Regions from separate parts of the Mus musculus genome. Here all the other regions are linked to region 3. The links are chromatin loops, found by intact Hi-C in ENCODE. Cell type or tissue: heart. All regions are shown on one strand.

Region 1 (8,000 bases), 140 kb before region 3:
AACAGGCAGGGTAGAATCAGAGGAGTCCCTGGCAGGCCCAGGGACCCTCCCCAGAGCCCATCCCTCACACGCACACCCTGGTTTGTACCATTTCTTTTCCTTTCGGGCTTCCTGGTGAAACTCAAGACTCCTTTCCCTTCCTTCCTCCCCACTTCTGCCTCCCCCACATCCCTCTAGCCCAAGAAAGCTTTAGTTACAGAGTGGAAATGGCCTGGATTTTTCTCCTACAGTGTTTGCTGTCCCCAGTGTCATGCTCCTTCTCCAAACAGTGCCTCATGTGTGGCTGTACAGGGTAAGCTGCTCAGACACAAGGATGTCCACGGGAAGTGATCTGCAACCACAGAGCGCCCACAGGCTTTACAAGGTATTGTGAGACTGCTCGCCTCTCCTTATTCCCCCGCTATAGCTGCCTGTGGGACACAAGACACATGGGCTCAGATGATTTTACAACCCCTGCGTAGGGTCACATACAGATCATCAGGTAAGGTGATGTGACTGTCCTCATCACATGTCCGGAAACAGGTTGTTGTTCTGTTTCGTCTCAAGGCATCAAAGTCAGACCGTGTATAACCAGGACAAGGAGAACAAAAGGCAGCCGCAGCTTTAGTCCTCCCCACCCCAATCTGTGCTTCCCCATCTGAACCCAATGAGCAATGGAAGACGCCCAGCAAACTGAGATGGGGAGGAAGTGGGGGGGGGAGCAGCCCCTGAGAAAGTGAATGAGGTCTTCTATGAAGACAGAATTATGCTGGGGGTGGAGCTAAACCCAGTCCTCTGGTTCTGAATCTTCGTTAACACTTCTAACGGGTCGGCCATGCCCAACTCTTTACAGGGAGGTGGATTCTGGTTACTTAAATAATTTGCTCCTGGGGCACCATAAAACCTTAGACCCGGAGCAGAGCTTAACAATCTAAACTGACTCTTTCTTCTGTTGCTATCGGAGTCTGTCTCCGTGCCAGCAACAAATGCAGGTTCTTGGGCCCCCCTGCCTCAGACTTAACTGAATTCCGTGCAGACCAAATTTATTCTTTTTCTAAATTGGAACTCAGCGACTGGTACCCCCAAATGCCTAAAAGGCCAGATGTTTAACACAGAATTTAAGGTGCCTGGCCTTCCGTTGTCTCCACCCATCTCTAACAGAAAGAGATTTTCTACAAAGGCCCCACATCCTCCCAAGATCCCATCTGCCCACAGAGAAGCAGAGTGCCCTCTCAGGCTGCACACACAGCTCTATTAACCAGAGAAAACGCAGCTCAGATCCCAGGAAGATGGCTGAGATTGGTGAACACACCTGGGTGGACTTTTCATCACAAGCCATAGTTTGGTCTATAGAGAATCTTTCCCAAACCACTGTCTCGCATCCAGGCCAAATAGACTGTCACAGGCCACAGAATACTCTCTAATGCACACTACTGGGTTTCCCTGAAAGCCATTTACTATTTTTCTACAAACTTTCTGCGTTTCCCCACTCCGCCCATCTATTCTCCAAGAGGAGTTCTTCAGTTTCCATCTACTCTCCAAGAGGAGTTCTTCAGTTTCCAAATCACGGTTAGCGCTTCCCTGCCTGTAATAAATGCATGAATCTTTCCACGGCTTCCTTCTTTTTAGTTGAGACTAGCAATTCTTCAAAGAGTGGAAGGGAGTTCCCCTTCAGTTCTACGACCTCATACATGATCCTCTACGGGCTCTACGTGAGTGTTTCTATTTCCAAGGAGCTGGGTTGCAGAAACAGGCAGCTGGCTATGAGCCCTAACAATTGGATGTGTCCTTGTGTCAGTGAGATTAATCTAACTTCAGCGACTTCCACCTGCTGGCCTTGGCTCCATCCTGTGACTACAATTCAGAGTTATAGCTGACTCGGGATCCCTGGAAATTGGGCTAATTATCCCCATGTAGGAGTTTGGTAAAAACTGAATACAAGAGGCTAAACCGGGAGGGAGGCCAGCGCTTCACATTTTCCTTTCAACCAAATAAAACAGCAAGATTAAGGGCTGTCCCCGGCATTTGTGAGATTATGATAAATATCAGTGTTAATAACAATAGTGACAGTAATAATTACCCACGGCTTGATTTGGATGCAGGTCAAGAAACCATCCGGATCAAATTACACATAAGAAAAATATGTGTGTTCGGGGTTGGGAATGTTCTCAAAAGAGGAAGAAAAATGGTCACCGTGAAGCAATTTACCTTCTAGTGGGAAACAACTGCGCCTTCGCATTCCAAATGGATCATGAGAGATAAAAAGAAAGGCTCTCCTGGCTGGATACCATGTACTGAAGCCTCCCTCAGCTTTCTGACGTGGTGTGACTAAGGTAGGAAGGACTCTTGAGGCAGACAGCAGTCATCTGTCTTGGCCACCCCGCAGCACTTTCGGTTGAGTATGCTTGTTTAGCCAGAATTGACCAGTAGAGATCTTTCCTGTCGGTTTCTGGCAGACTTTTGGTGGACAAGATGAGGGAGAGTGTGGCATTCCTATAACGGGCTCATAGATGCTACTCTTGCTAGAAATCATGGCATCTACGCTGTAGACCCTCGCTTTGGCCTAAGAGCGATTAAATTCTGACACAGCTGTTTACATCGGTGTCTGTCTCCTTCTGGCTCTGGCTCAGACTCCAGCAAGGCTCAGCATAGGCGTGTTAATCTCCTTAGGGAGTGTCTACTTAACCTTTATCTTTCCCCTTCAAGGCTGAAGAACCAAGATAAGCCTTTGTCCTCTTCCGGATTCTCGGAAGAGCGAAGCCTTGCAGGATAGAGCCACCTTGGGCCTCAGGCTCCTCCGACTCCCTGTGGCTAGGCTGCAATCTGGAGCTTAAATACTCTTCTCTGAAGAACCAGTGTGGTGTCCCTTCAAGCACTAAGGACTTTTGGGGATCACCTTACAGAACTAGTGCTGAAAAAATGATTAACCCTTTCTTGAGCACCACTTGCCTTTTGCCCCAATTCATCCTCTATTTAACCCAAGAAGCTCAGGTCTATACCCTGAAGGCGAAGTTGGGGGAAGGGAGACCCCTTTATTCATTTCTCTTCTTGTTGACCGGCTAAATTTCTTCTTCGTTTTTCCTCCGTTATTTCACTCTCTAACTGGCATTGGGTCTGGTGGCTGAGCCTAGCCTCTTGTGGCTGGTAAGAGTCTGTGCACTGGAAGCATCCCACAGCAGATTCCTTCCGCAGACAGGCAGGGAGTCAGTGGCCTTTGGCCCTGGCTACAGCCTCTCCTTGCTCTGCAGTCTCTTGTCATCTAGCAGCAAGGCACAGGCTTCTCCTGGCATCACCAGGGTTCTCACAAGTGATTTTTTTTTTCCTTCCCCAAATTTGAACCTGGAGAGTGTTTACTTCCTGTCTCACCCCAGGGCCCTGCTGATTTTTCCCATTACTGCAAATTGCTGCTCTCGGTGTTTTGCATTTGTTATTAAGATGTAATCAGGGTTGCCTAACTGATTAACAGCCTCGCCCCTCATCCCCCCCAGCCTCTCACACCTGACTGGGAGGGAAGGCAATGAAGACAGCCTAGGTGGTTGTCAGGGGGCCGGTGGGTTCTTGTAGGCAGCCTGACAGCTGAGAATACCAGGAAGCCACAGGGCTTCTCCATGGATCCCTATTGCAGGGAGAAGAAACCTTGCACCTCTCAAGTTCCTGGGAACCGAGGTGAGTGGGGTTCCTAGGTCCTGTGATGGTATAATGGTGGTGATGCCTGTGCCGACCTGCCCAAAAGAAGCAGAGACCAGACTGAGCCAGGCCTTCTGATGATCAAGCACAGAGCATCTCTTAGGGCAGAGAGGTAAGATGCGGAGCTGAATAAGAAAGGGGAAACGTGGCAGGCAGGTATTCGGCCTGTGCTAGATCACAAGTCAATCAGCTTGGTGGGAAGCAGCTGCCAGTCCTGGTCACCGCAAACCGGAGAACCCTTCTCCCTTGCCTGCTCTGTCTAATCTGACCAGGTCCTCTCTGCTTCTGCCCATGCTTTCAGCCATTAAAGTGAACAGAAGTTTTGGGGGAACATAAAGAACCAACTCCTAGACTACACCTCAATTTCTTAAGGACATCCAACCCCCTGTGACCCCTTTCTCTGACCTCCTTGGGTTTTTTGCTTGTTTGTTTGTTTTGCAATAGTGGGATTAAACCCAAGAGCTTGTTGAATGCAAAGTAATTTAAGCACCACAGTCACGGACACAGAAAGCAAACTGAGACACTACATGTCAAAGGGGACTCGACCCAGCAGCAGCAGCTGTCCCAGCTGGCAAGGGGTCAGGAGGTGAAGATTGCCTGGGAGAGCAGGGAACTTCCAGGCCTCTTCACAGACAAGCTTTTAAAACCCAAGTCAGATCTACAGTCACGGCATGGCTTGCAGTGTGTGATGCTGTTTGGAGCCACCCGGGTTTTGTTAAGTCTCCTGTCCATGCTTCAGGAAGGAAGCAGGGAACCAGGGTACTGACACCGGACTCTGAGAGCATAGCGAGTCCGCTTTCCCTTTTGTTTGGTGAAGCTGATGATAAGGCTATGATTTTCTTTTTTTTTCATATGATAAAAATTTTGGCACCATTTAAAACAGTGGTTCTCAACCTGTGGATCTTGCTCCCCGTGGGGGCTGCATATCCGATAGTTACCTCATGATTCATAACAATAGCAAAATCACAGTTATGAAATAGCCACGAATTAATTTTATGGTTGGGGGGAGGGTAGTGGTCACTACAACATGAGGAACTGTATTAAAATGTCTCAGCACCAGGAAGGTTGAGAATCACTGTTTTAAAGGATCAGAGGATATCTGATTATGGCTAATACTATGATTATATGAGATAATATCTACCTGGGGATTATGGCTGACTTATCCTCACGGAGAGATATAAAAGTGTGTGTTTACATTTAATAATTCCAGTATTGATGAGGGAGGGGCTCATAAGACTCCCCCAAGAGTTCAGGAACTATGAGGGATTGGTGGGGTTCGGGGGAGAGGAGAGCCATTTTTCTTTGGGAGTCTGGCTGCTGGTGAAAGGATTGTGTGCAAAGCGCTGGACTCAGTGTGGACAGCAGCGACAGAGAGGCTATGAAGGTGGGACGGGGCATGACATGAGCATGATACGCTGTATAAATAAATGTGTGCAATTGTCAAGGAGTAAATTAGAAATATATTTAAAGGTTAAGCGACAATTAGAGCGTGAGTATATCACACGGAAGTGCATATCCACAAATGCAGAAGTCTCGGAGAGAGAATGCAAAGGAAGGATGTGACTGTTCACACGGGGATGCTGGGGGGGGGCACTGCTCAGTGACACTCAGAGGTAATAGAGGAGAGGACAGGGTAAAGGGGACAACAGGCTTCCAGCAGTGGAAAATCCACAACACCAGCAGAGGGGCTTAAAAGGAGTGTGTGTGTGTGTGTGTGTGTGTGTGTGTGTGTGTGAGAGAGAGAGAGAGAGAGAGAGAGAGAGAATCAGGAATTTCAAAAAAGATTTAATTTTGACTGTGTGCTTGTGTGAGCATATCCACTTGTATATGGCCCAAGGAGTCCAGTTGACTGAGAACATGAGTGACATATACTCACACAGACCTCTGAAGCTGGAGCTAGAGTTGTTTGTGAGCTGCCTGAGGAGGATTCTGGGAATGGAAATCAGGTTTCCTGGAAGAGCGATATTAACTCTTAACTACTGGGCCATCTCTCCATCCCTGTATTAGAAATTGGATGTGTTATTATAGATCTTATTGTGTCCAAAATGAGATGATATCACAACTTCATGCCAAGACTTAATAATTTATAAAAATAGTTCACAGAAAGGGGAGACACACCAGTAGGAATTCTGTAAGCATTCAACATTTATTAAACTTGATCTTTTTTTTTTTTAATCTAAGAAAACCTCAAGGTGACTCAAGCCCAGATGATTCCATTAGTGAATGTTTTCCAGAGTTTAATAAACACATTACATGATCATATACAATTGTTTCAGAGAGTAAGAAATCAAAAGATATTTTAAAGAATTTTATTAGGTTAGTTATAATCCTAAGGGCACTGAAGTAAGGGCACTGTAAGACACAGTCTACAGGGAGATAACTTTAAATATATATATATATATATATATATATATATATATATATATATATGTTGAAGTGTTAGCAAATTAATTCCAAAATAAAATGCATTTGATTTGTGATAAAGTTAGCACAGCAGCACATTGGTTAAAGGATGGCCTTTTCCCTAATGATCTGAGTCAAATATCTACACAGGAAATAATATCTTTGTTCCCATCTTGCATCTAAAATCAGATTCAGGGAAATTATCAATGTGTTTATGATAGTTAATCTTGGCTGTCAAGTTGACTGAGAATACCCCTGGGCGTGTCTGTGAGCACATTTCCAGTGTGGCTTAACTGGAGAGGAGGAACAACCCACTCTGAATGTGGGCTACACCATCCCAAGTGTGGGACACACCATCCTGTGCTTGGAGGCCCAGGACCAAATTTTGCAAAATAGAAAAGGGAGAGAAATTGAGGTAGGCACCAGCATCCACCTCTTTTTGCTTCTTGATCATGGATATGGTGTGGCTCCTGCCTTGTGATCCCACTGCTGAGCCTTCACCAAGATGGGCTGCACTCTAGCACCGTGACCGAAAGTAAATACTTCCTCCCTTAAGTTGTCTCTTCTCAGGTATTAGTTCATAGCAATGAGAAAAGTCACCAACGAAGTGTGAAAGATACTAATTTCAAGTTCTATCTTGATGAAAAATAGGAATTTTCTTTATAATGTTAAGATAGGCAACTGTCTCTTAAACGGGACACATACAAAGTAATAAGCACAAAAGAAGTCAGATGTTTGACTACATAATAAAAAAAATAATATAGACTCATGGAAAGAATAATTAAGTGGAGCAAACACAGAGCACAGGAGGCATGCTGAACCATTCATCTACAGGACACAGACCTGTATCCAAAGGAGATGAGACATCAGTCAACATGGAAAAGACAAGAACATATAAGAAACAAACATGTGAAAAAGAAGCTATGCAAATGGTGGAATGCATCTGTGGCCGTGCCACGAGCCTTCTGGAAAATACAAATATAAAGCGCATGGTAGAACTCCTACCATGATGGCTGAAATCAACAAGGCCGTCAGTGCTACTTGTTGGTGGCTGTGTGCCACATCCCACAGGTTGGCATTTAGTCTAGGCTCCGCCCCACAGTTACCTGGCAACAGGCAGGTGTGCCTGACTCACTATAAAAGGGGCTGCTTGCCCCCTCCTCTCTCTCTCTCTCTCTTGCCCTCTTGCCCTTGGTCTCTGTCTGTCCTCTCTCCCTTCACCCTCCTCTCTTTTCATTCCCTTTCCCTCTCTCTCCCTGTGCTCATGGCCAGCATCTATTCCTCTCCTCCTCCTCCTTCTTCTTCCTTCTCTCTTTCTCTCTCTCTCTTTCTCTCTCTCTCTGTCTTTCTCTCATCACCCCTCCCCATGCCCTGAATAAACTCTATTCTATCCTGTGGCTGGTACCTCAGAGGGGGAAGGTATGCCTCAGCATGGGCCGGCAGAGACTCCCCCTTCCTCCACACCATACCGTGCCTCCACCAAACATATCCCTTCCTCTCTGTCTTTTTATAAAACACAATATCACATATGGAGTGTCACACACTGTAAATTAACACAGCACCTGAAATTACCATCCGGTAGAAAGCATAGAGGTACCATACACTAGAGAGTCAGAGATTCACTCTCTTTCCCTGTCCTCCAGCTCTGCTCTTGGGGATTCCCAGTGCTTTTATGAGCCCAGGGAAGCAGCGCCCCCGCCCCCACTTCCCATTGCTGAATTCCTGACCAGAGATCTTTCTTGAGTCACTGTTCCTCTGGGTCGCAGGTGGTCATTTCCGGGTTGAAGCAATGCAGCTGTGCTGACTTCCAGAGACTGAACCTGATACCACTCCCTTTAGAAGGGAGAAGGGTCATGACTCCCCAGGGTCTGAATGATTAACCGGGTACAGAACGTTTCCATGGTGTAGCTGCCTAAAACTCTTTCATGCTT
Region 2 (8,000 bases), 180 kb after region 3:
TTCACAGCCAGACAGCCTGGCTGTTCCTGTGATGGAGTTGATTCCCATCTGGAGCCAAACAGCACCTCCAATAGGGGCAAGTTGAGTTCCCAAGTGAGACCAACCTCTGCGACAGCATCAAAAGACTCATGATGGAGTGCTCTGTTCCCAGGTGGTGGCACTGCTGAGAGAGCATTGTATAATGGGCATGCTGACCTCATCAGTGGGTTAGTCCATGGCTCAATTCATAGCAGAATGAACCAGTAGGGGATAGGGTCTGGTTGGAGAAAGTGGGTCACGGAAATCATGCTTTCAAGGGTGCTTCTTGTCATCACACCTCCCCAGTGCCTGCTTCCTGGAGGCCATGATGGGAGCAGCTTTGCTCTCCTGTGTAGTCACATGCTCTGCCATGATGCTTGGCCTTGTCTCAAACCCGAGCAACCATGGCCCAAAAGCAGAAGGCAAATACATCTTTCATTCTTCGAAAGGGCGCTCTCAGGCATTGACCACACCAGTGAAGCGCAGTTAACACAACCATGCAGACACCCACTCCCTGGGCCTGCTAACCAGACCAGATTCCTCTTACTCCTTTTGTCTGCTGGTAGGGCTCAACCTTCACTGTCCCCTGCTGAGTCCCCACTGAGCTATCAGATCTGTGTGTGCCCAAATCTGTTGGTGAACGTGGCTCCTACATCCCTCTCAGGGTCACTAGGAACATCTCTGGGGTGGATCCTGCCAGGCTGAGGGAGCCTGGAGCCTTGGAAGTATTGAGGTATTTAGCTTGTTTCACTTTCCTTCTCTTGTCCTTGCTGCTGACCACATTCCATGTGCGAGGACCCAGCATTCAGTCTCTCCTACACCACCCAACTCTCTCAGGACTCCCCATCTTATGGAGAAGTTACCCCATCTTACTGAGGGTAAATTATGAGAAGCAGGATCTACCTGCCAGCAAGGCCCTAAGCAAGAAGAAAGAAGAGCTGCAGAGGCTGGGGAAATGGCTCTGTGGGGAATGAACCTACTGCTCAAAGGTGAGGGCTTAAGTTTGAGCCCCAGCACCCACGTAAAAGCAGGGTGAGGGTACCTGTAATCTCAGCACCGGGGAAGCGGAGACAAGAGAAAGCCTGGGCTCCCTGGCCAGCCAATTCAGGTGAATCCCTGAGTTTTGGGTTCAGAGAGAGGGCCTGTCTCAAAAACTAAGGTGACCTGTGTGAGTAAGACATCTACGCAGCTCCCTCCCCCATTTCTCTCCAAGGCAAGAAAAAGGAGAAAGAATTAAAAAAATAAATAAAAATGTTTAAGAATTTGAAACCCTTCAGAAAGTTAATAACACCACTATTAATTTGTGCTATACAAAATGTAAATTTGATATAGCTTATGACAAACTCTTCAGAAAGAATTTTAGAGCCCTATTCCTGCCTTCAGGACATTTATCTGAGCCACCAGGATGAACCTTCATAAGGGCACATGCATCCATTCTTAGCAAGTATTAAGAGTAGTTTGTTTTTTGTTGTGAGGAAAGAGACAGTAGTTTCTTCCCAACTCTGTCTCTTGAAAGTCGAATGGGAAAGCCTTGAGACACCGGGGCTCTGTTCCCTCCTCTGTTGAGGAGAGAAATCGTGGGGAAAACCCTAACAGCTACCTCAAGAAGACCCTCAGCTGCCTATGGCTTTCACAGTGCACCTTCCTCAGCTCACATGAGGGAGCTGGGGGGTGGGGAGAGGACACAAGGCAGAAACAGGGATAAACAAAAGCCCTCGCCATAAGCTGTATCAGACTGACATCTTGTATAGCACACATTAGTAGTGCTGTTCCTAACTATGCATATCTCTAGTCCTGGGAAGCCTCCATGAAATTACTTGCTTGGTAACGTGAAGATGTTATCATTAGTATGAAAATATCTGTCCTATTTTAAACATTGAGAACCCCTCTCTTTAAAAATAAATGAATAAATAAATAAATAAACCAAAGAAGGGAGGGAGGGAGGGAGGGAGGGAGGGAGGGAGGGAGGATGAAAACTATCCTTTAAAATAGTACAGAGCCTTCACAAAGTCTGAGAGGACTTGGAAGAGGGTAAAGGAGAATCCTGGTATAGCGTCCATCTGTCTGAACGCAGTCTGTCCTGTGTAGCTCCCTGTGAGGTAAACTCACAGCAGGTTGGATTAGTCTTAGTAGCATGTATGGTGACGGCTTCTCCCATAATAAACGAAGAGTTGCCCACCTGGCCATTCAACTCGATTCACATTATGCCCTTGGATTTCCTGTACCCTGGCCTTGGGTGCCTCTGTCATAACCCTAAACCAGGCTTGGGGGCTGCTCGCTTCAGAGGTCCATCACATTCTCCAGGATGAGCTCCGCACTCCCCAAATCTCTCTCAACTTTCAGTTTAAGTCACTTTTATCAAGTTACATAGTCATGTGTACATTCTTGCAAATGTATAACTTAGGTTCCCAGAGAGACTGTCAAAGGAAACCTGCCTTCGCCAAACGTGGGCCTCCACACCTAGGGTCCTGCAGCATTGAGGACTCCAGGGAAAGGACAAAGACTCACAGGATTCATCTCTCTGCTACTGATGTCTACCTGCCCTGTCACTGGCTTTGGCAGAACCTTCCAGAGCCTTCCCCCTCTTTGACATCCAGAGAACTAAACTATCGGTTTGTACCCATAAGCTATACTACCTGCAGAGGTACTCAGCGGCTTTTGATTACATAGGGCCTGACTTACAGCCGTCCTCAAAGAATTACACTAGTGATGGTAATGATGATGATGATATAGCTGATAATGATGGCTCTCGAAGTTGGGCTTCTTGCTTCTGCCATCCCATCCCCTGTGCCCAGCTGAGCCTTGTTGCCAGCTTGGAGCAGCCGCAGCAGTTTGATGCCAGTTTCTCTCGGGGTGCCACACTCCCTGACGCGTACCATCCAGCCTAATCTACTTTAGAGCTGTATCGAAATGAAAGATGAATAGGAGGGAGAGCTTGCTGCTAAAACATATGTGTCAGAAAATCATTATGAGTATTAAATTACAGCCATAAAATGAACCAGAACTAATCTTGCAAATTAAGATCCAATAAATTTTTTTCCAGGACACACCTTTTCTTTATGTATGTATATGTGTGTGTGTGTGTGTGTGTGTATGCAAAATAAGATTGAGGCCAGCCGCATGAAAACTGAGCGGATGACTTTGGCAGATGGCATTAGAAAGAGGTATGACAGCAGACATTTCAATGTGATAAATAGGTATGTGCTCTTGAGGGCAGGGGTGCAGGCTGGCTAGTGGATCGCTATTGCCCCTGTGCCAAATGTTATAATGATCGGATTTTACACTGATGCAACTATGTGTTTTCCATGTACAGTTTATACATGCGTGTTCCCGTCCCTCTCCTCAGCACCTCCCCCCACCCCTACTCTTTAATCCTCAGCTGGGGTCCTGCTGACATGAGAAACTAGTTCATTTCTGATAACCTCTTATTTTGGAAGAGAGGACACAGCCATTCAAATTAAATCTGAAGCTATAAACAAGCCTTTGGAGAGTTGCCTTCTCGCTGGAATAACAGGATAACACCCCCCCCCAACCCTGCGGGAGAAAAGAGACTGTAATTAGTTCATTGTCCACGAATAGGCACAAAGGAGGCGAAGCCCCGGCCTGGACTCCCTTTCAAGGGAGGATCTTGGGGCAGATGTTAATTAAGTGAGTAACTTCTACCATCTCCTGGGAATGCAGAGGAACACCACTCCCCTTCCAGAAGAGACATTGAGGAAGGGTGTGACCAAGGACATACATAAAGAGTCTCCAAAGAAGAAGAAGAAAACAAAACAAAAAGCAGGGTTCATCTCCCGCTGTCAGCCTTCCTGCCGCTGGCACTGGCAGAACATTCCAGAGCTGTTCTTCGACGCTCCCCAAACCAAACTATTTATAGCTGCGCAATCATTATAAATAAATCTGTTTATACTGTGGAGCCTTGGCCCTGCATGAGTTAAAACTCTCGGCTGGCAGCTATAAATAGCTGTTACACGCTCCAGTGTGACGACTGACGGATACGTCCTCAAATTGTGACAAATAATGACAAGTTTGTTTGACAAACATTCCGCTGACATTCATCTGATTTTGAGTAAGTGGTGCCTGCTTTCTTAATTTGGTCCCCGAGGCCCGGGAGCTGGGAGACATTCTTTATTCTCCCTCCCTCACCTCCTGCCCGGGAACTGTCCTGCAGTCCGGTGTTTTCTCCTCCTAATCAACTGGAAGGGATTGAGGCCATTTAAGGGGAAGCTTATTAAATCCACCATTTGTCTCCTGGGACAGTCCTGCTTTAGGGGATTTGCAAGGGTCTGGGGAGTTTTGTTAATGACGTGAGAGCCAGAGGGAGAGAGAAGGGAATGAGGGCCAGGCTGGAGTGTTGGGCAACGCAAGGGCTTCACGTAGGATCTGAGACATAGAAGGATGGGTGTGTGGGTGGAGGGATGTGAGCCTGGTGCTCCTGCTGAGTTGTCATCTAGGTTGAGGTCTCCAGAGTCTGAGGTCCTTTCTCTAGATCAGCTGATATTAACACACATCCTGAGTTACTCAGGACCTTAAAATACACACAGGCTTTGTCACCTGTCTAGTGTCACAAGGTCCTGATGCCAGAAGAGCTGGGACAAACTAAACTTCTGCATCCAGGGCTCCATGTTCATCACAAGTATCGGCTGGTTTACTTCCTTTAAAGCCCTCAGAACCATACCTGCCTGTGACTAGCACCCTCCAAGGGCCGGCAGTTTATGGGAGCAGCCAGCACCATCTCCTATTCTCTAGTGCTGTCAGTGTTGACTTTGCCAGGGTCACCTGTACTGCCCCTCAGTGTCCTCATGGGCATGTCTTCTCTCTAGGTGCTCTCTCTTGTTTGCTGTATTGCATTCTCCCCATGTGTGTTCTTTGAGTGTGTGGGGTGTGTGTGGGAGAGTGTGTGTGAGTGTATGTATGTGAATGTGTGTGTGTATGTGTGTGAATTGTGTGTGTATGTGAGTGTATGTATGTGTGTGTATGTATGTGTGTATATGTGAGTGTGCGAGTATGTGAGTGAATGTGTGTGAGTGTGTGTGTGTGAATGTATGTGCATGAGTATGTGTGAGTGAGTGTGTGTATGAATTGTGTGTGAATGTGTGTATGTATGTGAGTGTGTGAGTGTGTGTGTGAGTGTATATGTGTGAGTCTGTGTGCATGCGAGTGTATGTGTGTATGTGTTGCATGTATTTGAGTGTGTGTGTATGTGAGTATACGTGTAAGTGTGTATGTATGTGAGTGTATGTATGTGTCTGTATGTATGTGAGTGTATGTGTAAGTATATGTGTGTATGTGTGTGTGAGTGTATGTGTATATATATGTGAGCGTGTGTATGTGAGTGTGTGTATGTGAGTATGTGTGTGTGTGTGTGTATGTGTGTGAGTGTGGGGAGGGGTACATGTGCACAAATAAGTGCATACTCATATAAAGAGTAGAAGATCCTCTTGGAAGCTGTCAAGATGTCAAGATGGGTTTTGTTTGTTTTGTTTCTGTTTTGAGACAGGATCTCTCGCTGGTCTATAACAGCGGCCAGTGGCCAATGAGCCCAGGGATCTCCCTGTCTCTGCTCCCCAGTGCTGGGACTACAGGTACATGCCTATCTTTACCGTGGGTGCTGGGATTAGGTTCGGCTCTTCGTGCTTAGGAGACAGGTACTTTCCCCACTACGCTGTCATCTGAGCCCTCCCTTCTTTGACCTGACCTTCTTTGACCTCCATAAAGCTTTCACATCTTTTGACCGTTCAGCTCTAACCACAAAGCTGCTGTTCCTTGCTTACCTCCTTCCCAGCCTGAGATGGGGCTGTAGAAAGGGGACCTTGCTCTCAGAGCCTGCTTGAGTCTGCTCCATGTCACTATAACCAAACACCAGGATCAAGGGACACAGTAGTAAAGAGCTTCAGTTTTCCTACAGCTTTGGGGGCTCAAAGGGGTGATGGCGGCTGTCTGTACTCCAGCATGAAGGTGGTGTAGTGTAGCGATGGGACGACCATGACAAAACAACAGGCAAGTATGTTCCTGTGAGGTGCACTGCTTCTACCACCACCCACTCTTGGGGGGAAGAGCACTACATTAATCTCTTCCTAGGGTAGTGCCCCAGTGACCTGGTCACCTCCCACTAGGCCCCATCTCTGAAAGATCCTCCACATTCGCCCTGTCATCCTGAGGGGTCAAGCTGTCAGCACACAAAACTTTGGGAAGTGTCCTCAAATTATGTCCTATGAGGGCAAGTCAGGGCGGAGTCTTAGGTTGTGTGCCCCAGTTCCCCTTTCTTACCCCACACTGTCTTAACTCTGATTCTCCTGAAGTAACTCCCACATCCCACTGGTCTCCATCTGTCTAAATTATTGCAGACTTAATGCCCTGGTCAGCCAAGCCTCAAATGATCAGCTTACGCTCTGCCTCGCAGTGAGAGTCTCCCTCAGCCCAGAGTGCATGCCCCCAGATGACCCAGTCCCTTTCTGTGCCCAGACTGGCTTTCTGGACCCCTAGTGAATGCCTGTGGAAGCCAGGGCTTCCACAAAGCTGGCCAGCCAGCTGCCTGCATCTCCCCTGGAGCCCTGCCCTCTTATCCCTGGCTCCCTCTTACCACCAGCCTGTCTTAATCCTGCCTTGTCTAGATCTGTGAATTCGCTCAGGTTTAATCCTCTTTCTCAGTGGTCAGGGGTGTATTCCCTTAATCATCTTGGTACCATCTAGCCTGACATCTCCCCAGAATAGGAGAATCGGGAAAGTCAACTTCCTAAAAATGCCAGGAAACAAACAAACAAGCTAACAATAATAACAAACAACAACAACACCCAGGGCTGAAGAGATGGCTCAGCTGTCAAGCACTTTCTGCTCTTGCAGAGGACACACATTTGGTGACCAGCACCTACATAGCAGCTCGCAGGAGACTGTAACTCTAGTTCCAGCAGATCTGTCCTTAGAGTGTCTGAGGTCCTTTTCATGAGCTTATGATAGAACCCAGAACAGGGGCACATCACAGCCCAGGGAGAAGCGTAAGCAACGTGCTGACAAGCTAACCACCAAAGTGCAAAGCCACAAATTAAAAACTCCTTAAAGAGCCAAATCCTTGCTTAAAAGTTACAGGGGGGCTACGGGGATGGGGAGGGAGGACTCCGGGTCCCTTTGTGCATTTCCGTATTAACACAGTCACACTTGGCCATGCAGATGTCAGTTCCAATAAACAGCAGGGCTTTCCAGGGCCTGGCCTCTAATTGAAGGGATTGTTACTGTTGGTGAATGTCTGGGGAATTAATTAGTGGCGAGCAAACCGGTTCATAAATGCCTGCTTTGTAAGGGGTCCTCACATCCTGGGGACCTCGATTCCTGTGGCCAGCTCTGCCCTAGGAACTCATGCCAGCAAACGGTATTTATTATCCTTCTCGGCCTCACCTGGAGATAGGTCTTCCCTGCCTTAGACACCACCAGGTTTGTGTCTTCCCCCCCCCCGGGGGGGGGGCAGCAAGCATTATGGGAAAAACTCCCTCGGATCTTCTGGCTCCTACTCCCACAGCCTGACTGAGTTTATGAAAACAGGCCTCATTTGCAAGTCAGAGATGGAAACAAGAGCGAGAGCTTCACACAGCCCACGCCCATTCCCAGTTGGTAGGCAGGTTCAAACACGTGCTCACGCGTGCACTGCAGCTACAGCACGTGCATACACACAGCTGCCCAGATCGCTGTTTAAGCAGGGTGCAACCGATCCCAAACTCCACGCCTGAGCTGGATGTGGCAAGCCAACTCTTCAGGTAAGTATTATCCTAAGACTTAAGATGACTCGGAGGACAAGTCTCCCCAGCCCCCTCCCTCAAAAAAGCACACCGCTCAGAATGAACACAGCTGCTAGTTTTGCAAGCTCCCCCCTACCCTGGGTAAACTGCCATGGACATCATCTTGAAGTCTTTCTTTAAGTTGGGGAGTGGGAAAGATGCTTTATGCTGTTAAATATGGGGGAAACTGAAGAAGAGTTTTCAGAATTACAG
Region 3 (8,000 bases):
CCCCGGGTTGTCTTTATTAACTGATCTACCCGCCACCTAAGCCCTCCCCACTCCCCAGAGGTCTCTTTGGGTATCATGCTCACAGTATGAATTATCTCTGCTACTTTAAAAGGGAGATGGCTTGAGAGATGGGAGGAAGCAGGGACGGTGTAAAATTTCCCTCCTGGTGATTGGCAGCCTTTCATTTTCTCTCGTCACTTCAGGCCAGTTCCTCTCCTACCTGAAATGCCCACGGGTTGCAATACCAAGGCACAGGATGGAGAGCTAATCAAATGTTGCAAATTATAGGAGATTTCTGGATGCAGAAGCATCCGGTTAGCATGGTCTGACAGCTGTTCTGAATACCTTCCCTAGAGACTGCAGGGGAGGGAGAGGGAGAGGGAGAGGGGAGAGGGAAGGAGGGAGCAGAAAGGGAGGAAAGGGCATTGCCCCAAATCAATTAGGAATAAACATAAGCTTCCTTCCAGATTAAAACAACCAGACATTAAGGGCTGTTTCCCTTTAGGTCACCTTCAGTTGCTCCTGATCTCCAACTGTTTGACAACCCCTTTCCCCTTTCTCTCTGTCTGGATCTCTCTCTCCTCCCTCCACCACGCCCCCTCCCCATCCTTTCTCTTTTCTTCTCTCTCCCTCACACCATGTTACCATTATTGTCAGTAGAACGAGCTGCATGCATGCCAAATCAGGTCATTCACAAATATAGAACAAACGTCTGTCACTACAGATTTACCACTATGACGAAGGCTTGGCCCTTCTGTCTGTAAAAATTGTGCCCATTAGTGCTGCGACATCCCAGCTCCTAGAGCCTTTTAACCCTCTGTCTCAGCCTAGCAGAGGCCAGCTTTCTTCTGATAAACATCGTTTGAGCATCTTTAACGGTTTCATTGTAACAACTCCATGTGTGGGTATAAGCCCAAGACACAATCAGCCTGATTTGTACCCCCTTTCACCAATGGCCTATGTTCAAAGCCACTTTCTGGAGTTTACTGCTTAACTGTAAATATTTGTTCTGGGCTGAAATCTGCCGGGGGTTATTTATCTAATATCAGGTAACTGACAATACACAATTAAAGAGAATGAGCTGGAGTTGAGACACTCTCAGAAAAGAAAAAAAAAAAAAAAGAACTAACCAAACATTAAACTCTATTTACTCTGCCCAGAATTCTCTGTTGGACGTTTTTAATTCATTGTGAATTTTTACCGTGACTCTCCTTTCAATCACACATTCAAATGCACTCAGTGGAAAACAGGAGAGAGAAGAGGAGGGAAGGGAAACGATCAAGAGAATGAAAAGAGTCAGCCTGAGATGAGACATTGCTGCCTGTTAATCTGGTCTTCTTCTGGTCACTGCAGAAATCTACATAAAAATCTCCAAATAAAAAGTATAAGCTAGAATCTAGATAATTGGATAGGCTGAAACTGCTTTTATAGTTAAGAATTATTATTATTATTTTCGAGAAAAGGCAGTAGGAACTACCAACGTTGGAATGAGGAAATCAGACGTGCTATAATTGCTTCAAATAACAGAATCGCCCCAGTGGTCCTGCTTGTAAACGCCTTTGCCAGCTAATTAGGACACGGGAGTTATCTCCATCTCCGCATTGTTGTTATTTTGTTCTTTACTTTGATCGCGAGTTGGCTGCTTCAGCCATCATGCACGGGTTGTGATTAGAATTCGTTACCGTGTAATGCTGGGGCGTGGCCTATGCTATCTGGGTTGAGAGTCTCGCAAACACTGAATCATGCAACACATTAGCACTTACTTTCATGCATGTTTGCTCGCATGCTGATGACCTGGAAACGGGGGTGGTGGAGGGTGGTTGGGGGGGGGGGGCTTACGCTCCATATTTTTCCTTGTTGCTCCTGGCTTGTGTCTTCTGTGGTAGGAACACCACAAAGCAACACCTCCTATTTCAGCCTGGAAGGGTGAGAGGAGCAGATGGGTGCAAACTCTGCTCAGAGGGGCCAACAGAGCGCGTGATGGAGAGGGAAGGACGTACCTGGCAGTACCTGCGCACTGCCGGCCATTTCGGCAGCCAGGCTGAATAGGGAGGGGAAGAGCTCAGGCTCAGAGGAGAAGGGCGTCTCACAGTGCTTCTGAGAGCAGGTCTCCCAGGGAAATAGATTCGAGGCTGCTGGTCCCTGCATCAGAGGATTTCAAATCTCCAATGCTGAGCCAGCACTATGGAACACCCTTGTTATCCCAGCACTTGAGAAGTGAAAAGTAGGAGAGTCATGAGTTCAAAGACAGCCTGAGCTACAGAGAGCCTGATTCAAGGATGGACGGGGAGAAGGAGGAAGCATAGTCCTGTTTCTCTTGAACTGTGAGAGTTTATACAATGTACATAACAACATTTAATTTACACACGTTCATAGTTTTATACAGTGTGGCTCCTACCTATGTGCCCATAGCTTTATCTTGTGTTCATGGAAAAGAAGCAGAGATGTGCTCCAACAATGGCAATAAATGATTGTGTTGGTTCCATTTAAAATACTTGTGCAGTGCCTGGAAAGCAAAGGTAGAAGGACTGTAAATCTGAGGCCGCCATGGGCTTCATATCCTAATACAGACTAACAAACAATAGCAAAGAAGATGGCATTGGACACACAAGGAACACACACACACTGATCTTTGTAGGTGACATAAGGGATCTAGTTTTCTGGAGGAAGAGTACACTTTGGTATCCTGGGGTCTCTACCTGACGACTGTGGATTTGAGGCCTTTTGTTGTTCTTGGTCAATCTATAGGATGGAAGACTGTTTATACAGAATCCAGCTCCCACCACCCTGTTTCCATCCTGTTAGATGCTTTTTTTTTTTCTTAACAGAGAATTTTCCTCATGTCAAGAGCAGGACAGTAGAGGTGGTGTGGCAGTGACCTTACTGAAGGACAGTCTGGTGTAATGAACTGCTGGTTAGAGTTTTCACCCTGAACAAATCGTGTGGAATTTAGGGCTTATGGGTTTTAGTGCACATGACAGCCTTGTCTAGAAGTGGCATCCCAGCTTGGAAACTTCCTAAGCATGGAAGAGACCTAGCTTTGTCTTAGATATGAAGCAGGACAACTCAAGAATTTGTTCTTCTTCTGGTAAAGCCTTCAGTCCCAACGAGGGATTTCCGACTCTAAAGACTAATTCCAGGTACTTCCCAACATTCCGTCTCCTAGTGTCGACAACACAGGGACACAGAAATTAATGTTAAAGACACCATCTTCCCTCTTTTCCAAGTCTCACCTTTTCTTCTAATCCGATGGTTGTGAGGTTGTATAGGAAAAAAAATCTATTTGTCTTTTTCTGTTGTGCAGAATTATGGAGGGAAAAAAATCTAAGTAGAGAGGCCATTTGAAGAAAATGGTAGACAAGGGATTGGGGGTGGGAGGGAGAGGGGGGAGGTACCAGGACATAGCATCATTGGGTCAGTGAGGAAGGAAGCCTGCAGGAAAACCTTTACTTACAAACTAAATTTAGAATAAGGTCCCCATTGTTTGTCTTAAAGTATCGAGGGTTCATGAGGTCTTGCTTTGACCCCCAGGGGCCTTGTTCCTCTATTCTAAGCCAGCTCTGAGAGGGAGGAAGCCATCTATCTCCTAAGAATATTTCTGTCTTGTGCCTAAGTTAGTCACGTTAAGAGAGGGAAATGAGATCATGTGAACTTTCCCTGGACAACTTGATGGGAGTGCCCCAGCTGATACAAAGGATTCCTTGTGAGGCTCACTCATGTTTGGGGAGAGTTTACTTTACTGACTGTCCTACACATCACCAACTCTATGGAAGGCAAAGAGCATTCTAGAACAGCGGTCCAGAACAGATGTGACTGCACATGCAGGTGGCCAAAGGACACGGTGGACAGGTCTCAAATTAAACAGCAAGGGAAGCTACTTAGAGAATCTTATAATCACTGAGTTGAGCCTGGTGCTAGCTTCTCCATGATTTCAATGATCACATAAGAAGTGGTTGCTAGGCGGTTGGCAGGCTAAGATGTCAGACTGGCTAGGGGGTTCACTTGTTGCTAAGCCTGAGTTTGATATTTGGGACTTCCGTGATGGAAAGAGAGAACTAACTCCTGTAGCTATCCGCTGACTTCCCCATAAACATTCTGCACTCATGTGTACCCCCTTCTCCCAAATACTTGTTTTAAACATTAAAAAATATGAGAAATATGAATTGGTGTCAAACAGGGATCAAAGAAAGAGACTAGATTTTGGGGGGGGTATGTGTCTTCCTCTGTACTCAGGAGAAAGGGGGGGGGGACTACCTGCTTCAATAGAAATGTCCTCACGAATTGGAGTTTAAGAAGGAAAATACTTGCTTTGACACTTGTCCCCATATCATTTTTACTTTCTCAATTTGAAAATAGCGATTCCAAGTGACCCAAGAAAGAAGGACTGTTGGGCTCTTGGGAGGGTGCAGAATCTGAGTATCTATGCTGCAGGGACCTGGGTTGGCCATAGCAGTTAAGTATGTTGTGCTTAAACAAACTTGAACAAAGCCAGACTGTTTGTGAGAAGGTCAAGATACCACAGAGTGTCTATCTAAACTCTACACTGGCTTGGAAGAAAGCAGACTTAAAAAAAAAAACAAAAAACAAACAACAATAAGACCTTCCACAATTTTAAGTATGGCAAGCACCCACCACAAACAGAATAGACTCCAGTGTCACAGAGATCTAGAGTCCACAAGCACACACAGAATAGAGTCCAATCACATGTGATTGCCATTGTATGATGGACCCCGTGTGAGGTTCACTCTGTGACAGTCATTGTGTGATGGACATACTGTGAATGTCAAGTTTGAGGACAGTCTTCCTGAGATATCTGGTGGCTAGTATTTATATAACTAACCCATGCCCCAAGTCAACGTTGGGAACTTGTTTTCAGTCTTCTCAGAATTCCCAAGCCTCTGTTTTGTGTCCTAGAATTACCTTGTTCCTTCCAACACGATGGCAGCCCTACAAAAAGGTGTTTCGTGGTTCTAGTCAGCTTTACTGTTTGCTTGCTTTTTAACAAACAATTCATTGGCCTCGTCGTCTTTCCTCCTGTGCGCTATACAATACTCAGTGTCGAGAACGAATAATTTTGTAACACATTTTAGAAGTGTTCATGCATAAAGGAGAAATGGGCTTCTCCGAACCATTGGTGAGTGGGACCTTGGGTCTGTCTATTCACAACCTGATAGGCCTGTATTTCTGAAATCTGTATGCTGGAACAGCCGAGCATACAGAAGGTACAATAAATGTTGGGAGGCTGTTGCACCTATCTATGCTCACAAGAATTAGTTACTAAGATCCATGTAAGACATGAGAGGAGAGCGAGATGCTTGGGAGAGCTGTCTAAGACCTTCAGCTTCTGTTGCTTACAATGGGAGTGCATTAGCTAAAGGTGTATGCTTTATAGCTTTGTTTGGTTTTGGAGTCAAATCTTGATGCTTGCAATAATAGGCCCCATGAGCCAAAGACCCCTTGAGTTAGTTTCTTTTCTTGTTTCCATAACAAAATAAGTAATGCAAGCAATCTAAAGGAGAAGAGATTAGTTTGGGCTCAGGGTCTCAAAAGGTGCAGTCCATCATGAGAGGGAAGATTTTTGGGATCGGTCCATCGCGGCAGAAACATATGGCGAGGTTCTTCACAGGGGAGATGGATCAGAAAGCAGAGAGCAGGAGAAGATGCAGGGCCAGGCTGTGCCACTCAAGCTTGTTCCCACAGAGCCACTTCCATCAGCCAGGACCCACCACCCCAAAGCTTCCACAAACTCTTGAAAGACCAGCAGCAATGGAGGACCAGGGATTTAACTTACCAGTCTATGGAGGATATTTTGGATTTACACCATAATATAGCCCATTACCTGTCTCTCTGTCTCTGTCTCTGTCTCTCTCTCTCTCTCTCTGTCTCTCTGTCTCTCTCTCTTCTATGTCTCAAGATGTAAACCCTCAGCTACCACCCCAGCACCATGCCTTCCTGACCACTGTTATGCTGCCCTCTGCCATGATGGTCATGAACTCTAATCCTCTGAAACTGTAAGCCGTAAATAAACACTCTTCTATAAGTTGCCTGGGCCATGATGTCCTATTACAGCAATAGACATAACTAAGAGAGTGAAGAAATTGGAGCACCTATGCAAAAAGGTAAAGGCAAAGATGTTATAAGCAAACACAGGGAGTTGTGTGTCTGGCTCCTTTGTGGCTAATTCTAGTCACTGGGCCGAAGTGACTCATATCATGTAACATATATACAGCGGGTGTGAAGCTTTTCCAAGTTGTAGCTGAAGTTACACTGAGATCTAGAAGCTATTTCAAATGATGGTATTGCCTATCAAAGCATACTATTGTCCTACAAATTCTTGTTATTATACTGTCAAATGCTGCATGCCAGAGCATTAACCATGCTTAGAAGGGAATTTATAGCATAATTGCATATATTAGGAAAGAAGAAAAGCTGAAAAAAATCAATAACCTTTGAATATTAGATTGAGATCCCTAGAAGCAGACCTTGAACCAATTCAAGGGCAAGGGGTTTATTAGGAATTAACTAATTAAGCTCAGACTGATACAACAAAGAACCACGGACCAGGTGCATTAAACAACAGAAATGGTTGTTCTCACAGGTCTGGAGGCTGCAACCTGAGATCAAAAGGATTGGTGTCTCCTAAGTCTCTCTCTGCACTTTGCAGATAGCTGTCTTCCCACCGAGTCTTCCCACCATGTCTTCCCATTGAATCTTCCCACCAATTCACTCTGGGCTTCTCTTCGTCCTTATCTCTCCCGGTGAAACACATCAATCAGATTGAGTGACAGCCCACACACATGATCTTATTTAAACCTAATTGCCCTTTTAAAGATTCTAGAGCTCAATACAGTCCTACTGCGCTATGAGGGTTAGAGATTCCAACCTGAGAATTTTGAGAGACATAGTTGTTGAATTTGGGGAATCCACATCTCAGCCGACCATAAGGGAACAGAATCATTGGGAGAAGCAGATGGAGAAGAGAGGAGTGGCATGAAGCAGCTGTCCTAGCAGGTAGCTGGAGCCCTGTTGTCCTTGAGTCCCAAGCAGAACTCTAGAAGCCTGTGCAGAACATACTTCAGAGTGATCTTAGCCAGCCAAGGAACCAGGATCTTAAATGCTATGGTCCATGGCTCAATAAGAGCTGGGGGAACCCTCCTTGTTCTAGCTTCGTGGTTTGTTTCCTTTTCAATCTCCTCACAAGAATTGACTTGAGTCCCATGGGAATTACTCTTTTTTTTTTTTTTTTTTTTTTTCTGAAGGGACCCTTCCAGTGCCTTCCCATTAGCTCCGTCTCCTCAAAACTTTGCTACCTTTTATGTGGCCACTCTGAGGACTACATTTTCAACAGAGAAGCCTCCAAGAGATAAGGTACATCCAACAAGTAGCATTTGCTGAAGTTTTGTTGTATAGTCAGAACATTTCTAGCAAGCGAAGCTAGTAACATGCACCAAAGAGTTGGTCTCAGTGAGTAAGGAAGAACTAAGTTTAGTGTAGAGGAGACTCTTTTCCTAGTTTGTTAGATGGGCATGATGTCAAACCTCCTGCTGAACACATGTGGCTATACCAGCACTTAGTATTGCTTCCAGCCTTTATTGGAAAAAGCCTCTTTTGCAGGGGGTGGTAATAATAAGCATGGACACTCATAACTGGTCAAAATGCTGATAGCACTGTTGAGTGCTCAGCCCTGAAGAGTGTGTCTATATCACTCCAGCCAAAGCTTGAAGGATATAATGCAAGAAAACTGTAAGAGCCCAAGGTTGAGGAGGAGAGCTGTGCAGTAGCATCTTCCAGAAGTGACATGGCTATTGCGCATGTGAACTCACTGAAGCTGTCGTTGTAACTGCACAAGACTGCCTACATCATCCTTGCATCACACATGGGAGGGCTCTTGAGGCCCTATTTTTCCATAGGAGATTATGGACTATTAATGGGTGCTGGGGGTAAGGGCATCATTTTCTTCAGTGATGTAGCTGCTGATAAGTTTGTCCACATTTTTGTAA

The links. Peaks named below come from ENCODE experiments on the same cell type or tissue, not always from the same donor. Only the 100,000 strongest peaks of a DNase experiment are listed, where the experiment ranks them.
Region 1: it touches region 3 in a loop (1.9-fold over the local background); 4 of 42 quality-filtered maps call a loop at or near these places.
Region 2: it touches region 3 in a loop (2.6-fold over the local background); 5 of 42 quality-filtered maps call a loop at or near these places.

Annotation. Positions count from the first base shown.
Region 1 is chr13:43,905,842-43,913,841 of GRCm38, forward strand. No RefSeq gene overlaps it. Among named protein-coding and RNA genes, the nearest start is that of Gm23117, 37 kb to the left of the region's middle. In heart, a CTCF peak has its summit at 3,100; DNase peaks (open chromatin) are centred at 1,820, 2,340, 2,620 and 7,740; H3K4me3 peaks cover 604 bases; H3K27ac peaks cover 2,050 bases.
Region 2 is chr13:44,225,062-44,233,061 of GRCm38, forward strand. No RefSeq gene overlaps it. Among named protein-coding and RNA genes, the nearest start is that of A330076C08Rik, 13 kb to the left of the region's middle. In heart, a CTCF peak has its summit at 3,684; DNase peaks (open chromatin) are centred at 3,680, 7,200 and 7,540; H3K4me3 peaks cover 903 bases; H3K27ac peaks cover 4,850 bases.
Region 3 is chr13:44,043,062-44,051,061 of GRCm38, forward strand. Gm33489 (a long non-coding RNA gene) reads right to left here and starts at 2,058. Exons shown (of 4, transcript XR_382281.3): 1 at 1,840-2,058. In heart, no CTCF peak of the experiment used is centred here; DNase peaks (open chromatin) are centred at 300 and 3,570; H3K27ac peaks cover 1,568 bases.